Regions from separate parts of the Homo sapiens genome. Here region 1 is linked to region 2. The links are chromatin loops, found by intact Hi-C in ENCODE. Cell type or tissue: breast epithelium. All regions are shown on one strand. Each heading gives the region's core, and the rest is flanking DNA. Links, peaks and the distances in the headings are about the cores only. Region 1 holds the start of MIR9-3 (microRNA 9-3). Region 2 overlaps LINC00928 (long intergenic non-protein coding RNA 928).

Region 1 (7,070 bases), core at 701-5,700, 150 kb after region 2:
AGTGGTGTTTAACAACAACACTCATCTGAACTGTGTAGACACTGCTGGGAAGCTGCAAAGCCACCCTGGCAAGTGAAGGACTAGTTCTTGCAACACAGCAAACGGGTAGGGGTGGTGGGAGGGGAAGATCGAAGCCCGGGGCCCAGGGTTTGCCCACACCCGTTGGCCGGTGAGGGAGGAAGGCAGGGAGTGCAGGGCAAGGGGGCAGGAAGTGCTGCTCCGGTTTCCTCCGAAATGAGGTCACCATCAGCACACAGGCTCCCAGGTGCATTGGGAAGGGAGGGACGGCCCAAGGGATGCAGCCCATAGCCTCGTGAATCCCGAAACACTCTAGTCACCCTTCACCAGCCTCCTGTCAGAAAAAAAGGGAAACTGGCCTTTCAAAATGGAGGTGGGGTACAAAGGGATTCAGAAAACCTTCTGCCCATGATTATCTCTGAGGAGAACCGGGGACCAAAGTAGGAGGGCAGCTGACTTTCCCTGCCTGGTCTTTTGTGTGTATTTTTTATTTAATTTTACTGTGAATGCTAACACACTCACAGGGTTCACAATTCCAAAGGTATACAGTGAAAAGTCTCCCTCTACCATCCACCTCAGCCACACAGTTCTCCTCCCCAGAGCCAAGGGGTTTTCCTTTTGTACTGTTTGAATTTTCACCATTTACATATATACCCTATATTCAAAATAATTTTGTTAGGCAAAGAACAAAAAAGGTTTGCAGGAGTGAAGATGGAAAAAATATTTCTATTTTTACAAGAGGGCTGGGCAAAGGCTGGGAGAAGAGGGGCCGTGAAAATCACTAAGGGAGAGGCTCCAGGGAGTGAAGTGAGCCAAGATGTACGTAAGGTGGCCTGGGGTCCAGCTCTGCCTTCTGAGCTGTGTGACCCTTAGGGAGTCACTTCAGATCCCCAGATCTGTTTCCTCTCATGTAAAAGGGTGAGGGGATGGGGGTCAGGGCTGGGTGGTGGTGCCAGTTCCTTTCAGCCTGTCTATCATAGCACTCACATACCCATATACTTAGAAAGCCCCCCTACCAATCGGGGAGTCTGAGCCTACCTTTCTTCCTTTCTTCCCTGAAGCCGGGCAGGGTCCCTTCCTTGGTCTACAGCCACTCGCTGGGGAGCTTGGGAGGTTTCCCAAGCTACAGGGGCCCTGAGCTTCAGGACAAGCCAAGGCATCAGGGTGGAAAGTGACCTGAAGGCAGATGAGAAACTCGAGAGGGACCCTAGCACTGTGTGGGGCCGGGACCCCCACGCACTGAGCAGGGGCAAGCCCCACTCCCTGAGCCCAGTTAAGAGGGGCTGGGAGCCTGAGTGGCCGGGTGTGCTGCATTGGGTTGCCATGGGAACGAATTCAGATTTCCCCCAATTGCTTTTTTATTTGCTAGACATTGTAATACATCTTATGTCGTGACTTCTTGGGGCAGGGAGGAGGGGGAGCTCTGGGAGCTTGCCTGCACCTTAACCTCGCGGGAAGTTGGGGAGGCTTGGGCAGGAGCAGCCCGGTCGGGGCTGGCGTAGAGGTAGCGGGAGACTGAGCTCGGTTCCTCCCGCCCACCCGCCGGCTCTTGGTTTGTATGCAGGGCAGGGCCGACCCGTCGGGGAGGGAGGCCCCTGCCCTGGCCCCTTGCCATTGAGCGCACTCCCCGCCAGTTCTGCTCCGCTTCACGCTGCACACAGACCCCCCAACTGCACACAAAGGCAGCTGCCAGAGCCCGTGAAAAGTGATCAAATTATCAAGAACTTGACCTCACCGAGGGGCGAAGCTCCGGCAACCCCCCAGCCGTATGCTAATGGCGCTCAGGGGCTGACTCGTCGAATAATTCGATAAAGGCCGCATTGTTAGCGGCAGGGCAGCCCCCAGCCCACCCCATTCACTCCCTCCACCCACCCCCTACCGACCGCTGTCTCTCTCCCATCGCATTTGCATCCCAAAATCCCCGTCCACGGCTCCGGGAGCGGATTGTTCCAGCCTGATTTATGGGGTGAAGGCGAAGGCTGGCGCCTTCCCCTTCCAGCGACCCCTCTGCAACCCCAACCCCCTCCCTCTCCCCGGCCCGCTCCACTTTGGGGTTCCTGCTCCGGCGCTGGGGGATAGGGGTGGGGGACCAGGAAAGAGGAGGACTGGGGGAAAGCTGGCACTGCAAGTGTCCCCAGAGAGAGAGCCGAGGTCAGGTACCTGGTCGGGGCGCGGCCGCTCCGTCGAGCTGGAGTCCGCTGGGCCGGCGCTGGGCTCCTCTCGGCTCCTCTGGCTCTTGCGGGCCGGGCCGGGGCGGTCGGTGGGGCGGGCGCTCGCACGCAGAAGTTGTGAGAATCATTTCTACTTTCGGTTATCTAGCTTTATGACGGCTCTGTGGCACTCATACAGCTAGATAACCAAAGAGAGAAACGGGCCTCCCTTAGCCAGTGCCGCTGCCGCGCCGTGGGCTCCACGTGCTGCTGCCTGCCGAGCGCGGGAGCCTGAGCGGACGCCGTGCCCGGATCCTGGGGCGCACGCGGAGAGCCAGAGGGGATGGACAGACACACGCACACGCTGACTCCCGCCACCTAGGCCCGCAGCCCCCGCCCAGTTCCCTTCCTCCCTCGCCCTCCCGGCGCATTTCTCCCCTGCTCCCCGTTCCGTGCGTCCTGGCACCGGCGCTGCCGGCCTGCCTCGACGGCGTCCCGGGGCTCACGTAGGGCACCCGCGCGGAGCGCTTAGAGAGCCTCGAGCGCCCCGGCCGCCCCCAGCGCACTGGACCGCCGGCCCTCCTCTCGCAGGCTAATCGCCCCGCGGGGAAGTGACGTCAGTCCAGGGATCGGCCAATCACAGGCTCCCATTCAAATCCCAGCCCCCTTCCCGCGCTCCGCACCACCCAGCCTTACAATGGCCTCGGCGTTCACGGCTTCCCCGCCCCGAGGGCAAGGAAGCGCACCCTCTGCCCTCAGAAGCCTCAGGGCTGCGCACCGTCTGATCTTTCACCCAAACTCCTCCGTCTTCCTCCCAGGGCCCAGGGAGCCCAGTACCCACTGCGGACCATCAGAGTTTGGGAGACAAGAATGCTCGAGTGACAAGGTTTAGGGACGCGTGTGATAGGACGTGGCGATCTCCACAGGAGGGCCGAGAGCGCTCACGGAGAGGCCGAGAGCAGAAGCCATTTCACCTTTAACTTCTCTCTTCCTTTCCCCATGCCCAGCACTTGCAGTAGATCTAGCCCACGCGGCAGAGACCAGGGATTGGAGGAAGAATTAAGTGTCCCGGTGAGCGCAGGTCGGTGTCCCACCCATAACACCTGGCACTCAGAGGTTCCTCAGCTATGCTCCACTTGGGCGAGGCCCTGGCCTGGGCCCTGAGTACCAAGCTGCTAGGTCCCTTCTCTCTCTCGGTTCCTAGACACACTAGGAGTGTAAAACCGATTGTGCCAAGCACCTTGGAGAAGTCCTAGGCTCTCTCTTGGCTCCTGGTTAAATTCATATTTCACCAAAAATTAAAGCACAAAGCCATGCCTCCACTCTCCTTCTTCAGCTCTCAGCACACACCTGGCTACTCACTCCAAGTAGCCGCAACAGTGGAAAGGGACTGCCACCTTGGGTCTCCCGGAATCACCCCTAAACTGAGCTGGCAGCTGAATTGGTGGTACCATTGCAGCCTTCCAGATGTGAGTGGCCTATGGGTACCACTTCGTGCTCATGCCAGCCATCACCCCCTTCTTCCTTGCTGCTGTGGCTACCCTCCAGCCTTGAGCCCTATGATTCACCTCCGCCTGTCAGCCATCCCCAAGATGCAAAGGATTCAGTATGAAAAATGCAATATCTTTGCTCCTAGATACCCCCAGAAAAATCTTAAGCTCAACAGCTAGGGAGAGATTTTATGTGGGACTGGGCAAGTGGATTCCCAGATTCCAGCAGTCAATACACGGGAGTCACAGAGACTCTCACTGCTGCTGTCTACAGTGAGCACTGTGGGGTTAGGTGGAGGTACCCGTGCAGATTCATTTTAGTGGGGTCTGGGGCACTGGGCCACTCTGAGCCAGGTAAAACCCTTGCAGGATGGGTTGGAAAGAAGGGGCCAAAAGTGGATGGTTTGGAAAAGATTTCATGATTTTACTAAAAATCTCTTCCTTCCATACACTCCCCTAAAAATGACACATGTGGATTTTGTCAAGTTCTGGATTTTGTCAAATGCCTCTTTCCCCATTGCTTGTCTGTGGTTTGTTCTAATTTCATCCCATCTCTAAATCCGAAGCAGGTGACATCCTGCTCTCATCCCAGCCAGCTTGTGACCAACCAAATCTGCTATGTACATGTTTCCCTCGAAATCCCACTTCGCAGACACATTCCTTTTTCCAGAAGGTGAACAAGGGCTGGACAGCTGAACCAGCAGAGGAACAGAGAGGCCAGCCACGGTTCAGGAAGGAAGCTCTGAATTTGGGCCCGAGACAGTTAATTCCATGAATTTCCATAATTGGGAGGCGCCCCTTGCTTCCCCTCCTCCTGCAGCTCCAGGAACCTGCACCCTCTTCCCTTCTTGATGTGTGTGTGGGCGGCCTTCTGAGCCCTAGTCCTTTCCGGGCCACCCAGGGGTGGGAAGGGTGGGGCTGCGGAGGCAGGGAGGGGCCCAGAAGCATGTTTCACCTGAGAGAGAGGGAAGAAAGAGAGGAAGCGAGGGGGAAGAGGGAGCGAGGAACGAGCCCCTCGGAGTGTGATTTAAGCAGGATGCTGCACAAAATGGCTCCTCAGCGAGACTCGCGGTAACCGCGCGCGGAGGCCGGCCTGCAAGCCTAGGGCGGGTTGGGGCTTTGGGAGAAAGAATTAAAAGCCTGATTTCGATTCAGTTCAGATGCAGGAGGCCACTGTCATCAGAGCCACATCTCTACTGTCTTTTTGGGAAATCGAGTCCCTTCTTGGGAGCAGGTGAGGCTGACCAGGGGGAGGCTCCCACACCCTGCTTGAGTGAGACCGGCCCCAGAATCAGTGCCTCCTCCATCTCACTGTAGCCCCACTCCCAGGAAGAAGGCCACAGAAAGACCGAGCCTCAAGGCCATAGGCTGCTGAGAGGAGGCTGTTCCGGTGGGTCAAGGCAGCTGCAGTCTCCGTGGGTTGGCAGCCGGCTTCCACACACAGCTTAACAGGAGCCCGGGAAGCCATCCAGGTCGACACCAGGCAGAAGCGCATTGTGTGGGCTGGGCACTGCCAGCTGAGGCTGGCAGACTGCTGGGCAGGCCAATTCAGAGACCAAGTGGGGAGAACCTGACCAGCCACCAGCATTGACCCAGATTGCCCCTTTGCCTGCAATTCAGGCTGTGTCTGGGTTCCATGAGCTTTCCCCACACCAAGCCCCTAGCCTTGGCCTTCAGCCCCAGCACAGTCCCTAAAGTTTCAGAAGATCAGGTACTGGGTCTGGCTGGCCACTGGGCACCCAGGCCAAAGCACCGGTGGCAGTTGTTGGGCCCTGGCCATGGTGCTGAGAGCTGCCTGCCAGGCCTGTCTCTCCACCTCCCCGCTTGCCCTGAACTTCTTCCACCTCGCCCCCTCAGTCCTAAACCCAGGCTCCAGGGGCACCTGCAGCTACCAGGAGAAGCTAACAGCCAGAGAAAAAGAAAGCCTCAGCGACTAGGTGCCTCCACGGAGGGCCTGGGACTCAATTTTTCGTATTCAAACCTCCACTGAGGAAAGAGAGCCCCTGGGCCATGAAACTCCCATATCCAGATCAACGGAGATGCCCATTCCTGCTGCAACCACATGCATATCCTGCACTCCCTCAACTCACCAAATCTGCACAATACCCCCTCACACACTTGGCCCTCCGTCTAGCAGCCAGCCTAAGACAGGTGGCTGGTACCTTGCCCATGCATGTACACGTGTACACTCTTGTACCCATTGGCAGTGGCAGCTGCTTGGACTCCAAGCTGGCTTTGGCCCAAGTTCCTGTTTCCTATTGGTAGTTACACAACTCAGCGCGGGGGACCTAACAACCCACAGGAGTGTGCCTTCTATTTCAGGACATAGCAAATTAAGTGGTTAAGTGGCAGGAGAGGGGGACAGTTCTGACCCTAGCCAACAGCCCTGCGCAGGCACCCTTCTACTGAGACCAGACTTGCCCTGATCTAGAGGCTGGGAGCCAGAGGCCAATGGAACTCCCCAGGCGCTACTCCAGGCAGATGCAGCCACCCAGCCTGCAATTCAGCCTGGAGCTAGTGCTCCTTTCCTGAGTCCCACGGGTTCTTAATTAGGAGACAGTGTCTCCAGCCACAATCTAGGCTAAGTCCAGGGTGCCCTCACCCCACTGCCCCCTCCCTCCCTTGTTCCTTCCTCAGGCCCAAGCTTTGATTAAGCTGATCTCCCTATTGTCTGGAGGCCGGCAGGACTGCTAGCTGAGAGACCCAGCATTGGGCCAGCTCAGATGGACCCAGCTCCCTGCACCCAGGAGGTCCCAGAGCCTGCACACCCACCTTCATGTACACGTGGTCAGTCGAGCGGTAATGCTCTCTCTGGCTCCCACATCCAGCCTCTCTCCTCAGCAGCTGAGGTGTGGGCTCTGGGGAGGCCTAAACTGGGCAGGAACCTGAAAACACCCCTCCTGAAAAGGCCTGGACAAAGGACTACCCCTTCCCTGGGGTCTCCAGCAGCAGATACTGCTAATGGAAGTCCTGAGGTGGACCCTGTATGATGCCCCCATCTCAGTGCCCACTTAGCCTAACCTCTGGCCACTGTTCCTTGATTGAAAGGTAGACCCTCAAACTCCATCCTCTTCCCCTCCATGGCTTAAGAATCCCCCTCCTCCAGGATATGGGGACACAAAAGGGGGCTCCCTTTAGGCCCAGCACCTCGATTTCTGCCCAGCCACAAAGATTCAGTGTGTTTTTCTGGACTCCAGTACTGCTTCTGTGATCTGACCCTGGAAGTTCTCCCAGCTTCTGTTACCTCCCTGCTCTGACGGGTCCAAACTGGACCAACTCCCCCACCAACCCTTCTTCCAAAGAAGCCCCTCACTTGACTCAACCTCCACCGCTGCCCATATTCTTCTCCAGCTCAGTGGAGCCTAGGCTGGAGGAGGCTGCAGAGACGCCCACAGACAGATCAAAGAGGCCT
Region 2 (7,070 bases), core at 660-5,659:
ACGGGGTTTCACCATGTTGGCCAGGCTGGTCTTGAACTCCTGACTTCAGGTGATCCACCCGCCTCGGACTTCCAAAGTGCTGGGATTACAGGTGTGAGCCACTGCACCTGGCCTCTTTGATTTTTTTTATTAGTTTATAGTTTTCAGCAGACAGACCTTGCACATATTTTGTCAGATTTATACCTAAGTATTTCATGTTTTCTGGTACTATTGTAAATAAAGCTTCAATTTTTTTTTCAAATTCCAATTGTTTATTACTAATATATAGAAATTTATTTGATTTTTTTATGTTGACCCTTCCCTTTGATTGTTAATCTTCATTATAGATTAACTTCCCTCTTACGTTTCTCACATAAAGACTTTATGGCTATCACATTGCCTTAAGATGGAATGTTAAATATACTCTTTTAAATTGAGTGAGGAAATGAAAATCAGCTGTAAAGAAAGGAAAACAAACTGTAGAGAAAAGAAAACAGACTATCACTAATTAATTTGTTGTAACTCTTATACCACTCTTGTATAGAAAATGCTGTAATCCCATTAAATTTCTTTGTTTTCTACCTGTATTAGCAAGAACTTAACTCTTAACTTTGGAGCACGGATCCCATTTCTCTGGAGTCTTTGTCTCCTGGATGATCATTTTCACCTTTTCACCTGAATAAACTTTAAACTGGATTCTGATCCTTTTAATTCTTTCAGGTTTATAGAGAGAAGATTCAAGCCTCAACAGGCCAGGTCAGTTGGACAAGGTGACTTTTAAGCCCTCTTCTAGCTTCATGAAAACAGATCTGAAACTTGCCTGATCTCAGAAATGGTAGTAAAAACACCATGTACCTGAATGGTCTGGTGGCAGGTATGTCCTGTGCACTTAGTATTCTCTAAGTTCTGGGAGGGGCAGGTTATCTGCCAGTAAGAGGCAGGAGATTCCAGCATCCTGGTGTGCTTAACAGTATCATCTCATTCACCAGACAGGCAGCCCTTGTGCCTCTCCACTAAGGCTAACTGCCAGGAGGATAAGGTGTGGGTGGGTTTTATTCACTGCTCCATCCTCAGAGGCTAGCAAAATGCCTGGAAGAGGGAGAAATCTCTAGTGTTTATAGACAGACCAACACTCGTACCCTGAAAGGACACAATACCACAGGGGATTGGTAGAGGTAATGATTACAGGCAACAGATTGTTCAAAACAACTATATTTAGACAAGTATATTTTTGCAAAACAGCGAAAGCTCAGTGTTCCTTTCAAAATGAAAACTTTCCTTTTCCATACCTCACTATCAATTATTTCAGTCTCAGATATGCCCCGTTCTGTTTCTCCCACAATATTTGACTTAATTAACAATACAGTCGATTATTTACAAGGAAGTTATTTCTAAAACTGTAGTTCAAAATCACATCTGATTTTTTCACCTGACTTTTGTGGTATAGTTGTTTTTGTTTTTAATGATGTTGCCGGGGTTCACTTTTCCCAAAAGTAGTTTTTAAGAGTAAAAAACTGGGGGGAAATCATAAATGGCCAAAGAGGTTAAATAAATTATGTTACCTTCATTAAGTAAAATATTTGCAGCCACTATAATGATGTGAAATTTTATTTACTGGTAAGAAAAGTTCGTAAGGCATTACTGAGTGGGGAAAAAATCAGTTTATAAAACACTATGTATAATGTGATTCCACCTTTTGTTTTTAAAAAATATTTTATATATTTAAATATATTAATATGCAAATATAAGAATACCTAAATATAAGTATATAAACATTCTAGAACAATATACAACAAAATGTTGACAATGGTTATCTCTAGGATTTCAAATCATTTTTGTATTCTTCATATTTGTTATAACAGGGTTCCTTTCTTTATTTTTTATTTTTATTTTATTTTTTTTTGAGATGGAGTCTGTCTCTGTCACCCAGGCTGGAGTGCAGTGTTGCAATCTCGGCTTACTGCAACCTCTGCCTCCCGGGTTCAAGTGATTCTCCGGCCTCAGCCTCCTGAGTAGCTGGGATTACAGGTGCCTGCCACCACGCCCAGCTAATTTTTGTATATTTAGTAGAGACGAGGTCTCACCATGTTGACCAGGTTGGTCTTGAACTCCTGACCTCAGGTGATCTGCCCTCCTCAGCCTCCTAAAGTGCTGGGATGATATGCATGAGCCACCATGCCCAGCCAACAGGGTTTCTTCATAATCAGGAAAGGCTACTGTCATCTTATGAAAAACATTTCAATAAAAGTACATTTCCCTCTAAGAACACAGCTCTGGAATTATAACGTGAGCAAGTAGAAATGAACAAGAACTAGATCTAATACAGGTTTCATAAAGTCTTCTATTACCCAGCTCTCTTGTGGCCCCCAGAGCTGTCCGTCTTCACTTGCCAAACTGTGCCCACAGCAAGCCCCCTTAACTCCAAGTCCTGGTACTCAGCACCACCAGCCTGGGCCTGAGTACCTCTCCCTGAGCTGGGCCTGCATGGAGCAAAAAATGTGTAGGCAGCCAGAGTCCTAGCTGCCCGGGAGGCTGAGATAGTGTTGCTGCTGATAAAGCCACTGTCCATCCAGCAGGGGTGAGACTCTTTAGACAATCTGTACAATCTCTGGGCACAAGAGTTTTCCTTTCTCTGTCTTCCCTCTCTTCCTCGTCCCTTTCTCTTTTCTTTCCTTGCTTCAACTTTCCTTCCCTTGCTTCCACTTCCCTTCCTTCATTTTCTCCATCTCCCAAGCACCTGGAGGTCACAAGGGACTCAATGACGAATCACCCACAGTCCCCCTTAAGGGACCTGCAACTAGAGAGGGAAGCAGGTGAGTCCTAGAGTCCACCTCTGTGTGCTCCGTGCCCTGAGGGAGGGCCTCCTGGAGGAAGTGACATCTGCCTTAAATCCTGAAGGATGAGAATGAGTTGGTCAGGAAAGACAGTGGATAAGAGCCCAATCCTCATGGGCAAGTTGGTTGCTGCTTCAGGTTCCTGACTGGCCCTCCTGTTCCACAGGACCAGTCCTGCCCAGGAAATGGCTTGAAGCCATTCGTTGGCTGGGGTGAGCTCCCTGGCCATCTCACACTACTGCCTCCCTGGCAGCCCAGCCCACCTGGCCCTATGATGGCAGCAGGGCCTGGCTGATGCTCACCCCATAAATGCAGCTGAGTCAGGGTATGTTTCCACACTCAGGACTTCCTGGAGGGACTTGCACAACTGCTCCTGCCAGGTCATGCCCAGGTTTTCTAGTTCTCACCATCAGCTTGGCAATTCTTCCTTATTTTGAATCCAGATCCTTCCTGCTGCATTCAATCCAGTGTCTTTTGCTTTATCCCCAAGGTTTTAAAAAATGAAGAAAAACTGGTCTCCTTGTTCTGTAGGAGAACAGCTGTTCATCTAGAAAGCCGTCCCTCCTTCATTGTTAAGCCCTTGGGCTTTAAGCAAAGATGTGAGGTGTGCTTTAAGCAAGAAAGTATTTGGGATCTTTCTCATTACTCTCGCTTCGACCATGGACCACCCTGGGCACTCAGATCCATTTGCCATTTGGGGGCTATAATTGAATTAAAGACCAATTCAGAGATTATTAGCTCATATGGAACACTGATTGTCTCTGTGAATAAATCCACTACCCTCTCCAATTTTCTCCTAGTAACTAGTAACAGTTTTAAAAAGTATCCCATAACTAGTAACAGTTTTAAAAAGTATCCCTTATGAAGATAGACGTTGGAGAGGTCAGTTTCGGGATGAGTCAACCTTGAAGTTAGACATGGGAGCTGGAGTCCAGGATAGGAGTATTGCAGCAAGGGTGAGGAGGCTCACTAAGATCATTCAAAGGAGAACAAATAAACATCCATTGTTGTGTAATTTTAAAATGTTTTAATACATTCTACTCACGGGGTGTGGTGGCTCACGCCTGTAATCCCAGCGCTTTGGGAGGCCGAGGTGGGCAGATTACTTGAGGCCAGGAGTTCGAGACCAGCCTGGCCAACATGGCAAAACCCCATCTCTACTAAAAATACAAAAATTAGCCGGGTGTGGTGGCGCATGCCTGTAATCCCAGCCACTCATCCACTCATGAGGCTGAGGCAGGAGAATCTCTTGAACCCGGGAGGCAGAGGTTGGAGTGAGCCGAGATTGTACCACTGCACTCCAGCCTGGGCGATAGAGTGAGACTCCGTCTCAAAAAAACAGAAACAAAAACAAAACAAGAAAACATACATTCTATTCAACAAAGGAGAGGGAAAGATGGTTTGGAGGGAAGTGCTGGATACAGTCAGAAGGAAGCATCCATTGGGGAAGTTGGTTTGGAAGAGTTGGAATAAGGTCGGAGGCGGGAGTCTTGCCAGGATGGAACAGAATCCAGAACTGCTGCCTGGGCAGCTCCCACCAGAGCCAGTAGGGACAGAGGGACCCTGAGGTTGGGGGACACGAAGGACTTTGGGGTCAGCGTGTCTACGCAGGCCTTTATCTCCTTCCTGTATTCTGTCATCGTGGATGGTAGCCTTCAATGGAGAGGCCACATGGGCAAGCCCTATCCTCCTACTCCACTCTATGTTCATCTGTCAAAGCCCTTTGAGTGCATCCTCAGTGCTCTGTAGGTCCAATGCTCTACCCACTTTAAGTTCCTGTAGGGAGTTGGAGAAATAAGTTGTGACATGCACACCCATGTGACTCTTGCCCTCTCCCTGCACCTTTAACTTCTGATTCATCCCATGCATGCAGCTTCACCTGCACATGCCCAGGGCGTGTTCTGGTGTCTTCCCTCATGCCGAAATCAATTCAGTCCAGAGAGGAGGTGACTGGGAGCCACCATGGGGCATATCACTGGTCTTTAACTGGCTGTTGGGTCCAGAGGCAGGACAATCAGAGACCCCTCTCAGGGCCTTTGCTCTGTCCTTAGAGGTAGAAGGCAGCCTGTGCCCCAACTCCCTCACCCCCTACAAACCACACTCCAGGCAAGGGTGGCCAGCAGTAGTCTGTGGGTCGTCTCTTCCTTGTGAGCACATCCTGCCACAGCACTGCTTCACAGGAGAGAGCCATGTGGACAAGCCCCATCCTTCTATTCTACTCTGTACTCATCCAGCAATTGCTGCAGAGCCACCCCATGGTGGCTCTGCAAGTGGCTAAGGATACAGGGCTTAATAAGACACCATCTTTTGTAGCCAGCCTCCAAGATGTATCCTTGGGATCCTTGCTTCTGGCATTCACACACTTCTCGGCCCCCTCTCACGTTGAATCAGGGCTGGCCTTGATCACTGGATTACAGTAGAAGTCTCAGCAGATGATTTCCAAGGTGAAGGCTTGTAGTTTCCACCTTGCTCTCCTGAATGGCTCGTTCCAGGGTAAGCCAGCCACCAGACCATGAGGACACTCGAGCAGCTCCATAAACAGGACCCCAGGGAAAGATACTGAGCCCCTGGACAATAGCTAGCATTCATTTTCCAGCCATGTGAGTGACCTACCCTAGAAGTAGACCCCCAGCCCCAATCAAGCCCTTAGATGACACATGACTGCAACTACATGAGAGATCTCAAACAAGAGCTGCCCAGCCCTGACACTTCCAAATCCACAAAAATTATGACCGTTTTTTTTAAAAAAGATTATTGCTGTTTAAAGCCACTGCATTTTGAAGTGATTTGTTATGCATTAATAGATAATAAAAAGCAAACTGACTTAGCCATTTTTATTACTGTCCTAAATTCTCTGCAACAACATCCCTCCTTATGTCCTGCACACTGGGTAAACTACAGCACCTGCCATGTCCTGGATAGATGTATGGGAGTGGAATTGCTGGGAATTAGGATAGGGGTATGTTGGCTTTTACCAGTTTATTTTCCCACCAGTAATGTATGAGAGCTTTATCTCCTCCACCTCCTCAACAACTCTTGGCATTGTCCGTCTTTACCATTTTAAGCCATTCTGATGAGAGTATCATAGAATCTCATTGAGATTTTATTTTGCATTTCCCTGACAACTAATGGTGTTGAGTGCCTTTTCAGGTGCTTACTGGCCCTTTAGGCACCCTCTTTTGTAAAATGCTTATTCAAGTCTTTTGCCCCCAATGTTTGTTGGTTTGGTTGCCTTTTTCTTATTGATTTGTAGGAAACCTTTATATATTCAGGATATGAGTCCTTTGTCAGATATATGCATTGGGAAAATCTCTTGTCCTCTTCTTAATCTTTTGATTAAAAGAGCGTTTTGTTTTAATGAAGTCTAACTTAAAATTTTTAAAAATTTATAGTAAGTGCCTTTTATGTCCAGCTTAAAAGATCTTTGCTTGGTCATGGAGACCGCCCCCCACCCTACTCTGTTTGCTTCTAGGAGCTTTATTGGTTTACTTTTCACATTGAAGTCTATGATTTATCTTGAATTAATGTGTATGGTGTGAAGAAGGGGTCAGAGTTCCTTTTTTCCCCTATGAATATGCATAGAAAAGAACATCCTTCTCTCTATAGAATTGCATCAGCTCCTTTGTTGTAAGTCAAGTGACCATATATGCGTGGATCCATCACAGACAGTTTTAAAAGGTATAGATTTCCAGATCCTCAACTTCTCTATGTCTTCTTTTCTGATGTGGATCTATTTGCCTCTGCAGTCAAACCTCAAGCCAGTCTTCTTTTCCCATCTCATTCACCTTTCCAAATAAGGCCTCTAACCCAAGCCCAGTCTGACCATGGTGCCTGAACTAGACATGTGCAAACCGCTGGGAACCCAAACAAAGCGGCGATTGGAGAATGCACACCCCTGAGAGAAAGACCTCTTCAAAGCACAGAGAGCATCTGCTGTAGATATTGAGGGGAACAGCACCTTGTTCCATTTGAGGGACAAATTCTAGGTGGCAAGACTCTGTGCATTGTCTATTTTGCTTAGAATTAGAATTTAGAATTGAAATGTTATGGGCAGGCTTTGTCTTGAGGCTGTGTATTAACACATTTATTTGAGTTTGAAAATGATTTCAGATTTTCTTTTGATGGTTAATAAGTCTAATTGGGCTGACTGGGTTGGCAATGAATTCTGGCTTTGCCAATTAGCTTATATGGCAGACATTTTCCATAAATTAAACAAACGAAATATGCAACTCTGAGGTTCTGGAGAAAATATACACA

The links. Hi-C counts contacts between places; a loop is a spot of excess contacts. Peaks named below come from ENCODE experiments on the same cell type or tissue, not always from the same donor. Only the 100,000 strongest peaks of a DNase experiment are listed, where the experiment ranks them.
Region 1: a loop joins it to region 2, with 10 times the contacts of the local background. A loop is called at or near these places in 1 of 110 quality-filtered maps.

Annotation. Positions count from the first base shown.
Region 1 is chr15:89,363,344-89,370,413 of GRCh38, reverse strand. All of the region lies in intron 1 of MIR9-3HG (MIR9-3 host gene), which reads right to left. It overlaps MIR9-3 (microRNA 9-3), which reads right to left and starts at 2,397; the gene lies at 2,308-2,397. RefSeq lists enhancers at 1-367, 2,177-2,790. In breast epithelium, for the core only: no CTCF peak of the experiment used is centred there; no DNase peak of the experiment used is centred there; H3K4me3 peaks cover 1,209 bases; H3K27me3 peaks cover 5,000 bases.
Region 2 is chr15:89,511,067-89,518,136 of GRCh38, reverse strand. All of the region lies in intron 1 of LINC00928 (long intergenic non-protein coding RNA 928), which reads left to right. Among named protein-coding and RNA genes, the nearest start is that of LINC00928, 9.4 kb to the left of the region's middle. In breast epithelium, for the core only: no CTCF peak of the experiment used is centred there; a DNase peak (open chromatin) is centred at 3,126; H3K27me3 peaks cover 417 bases.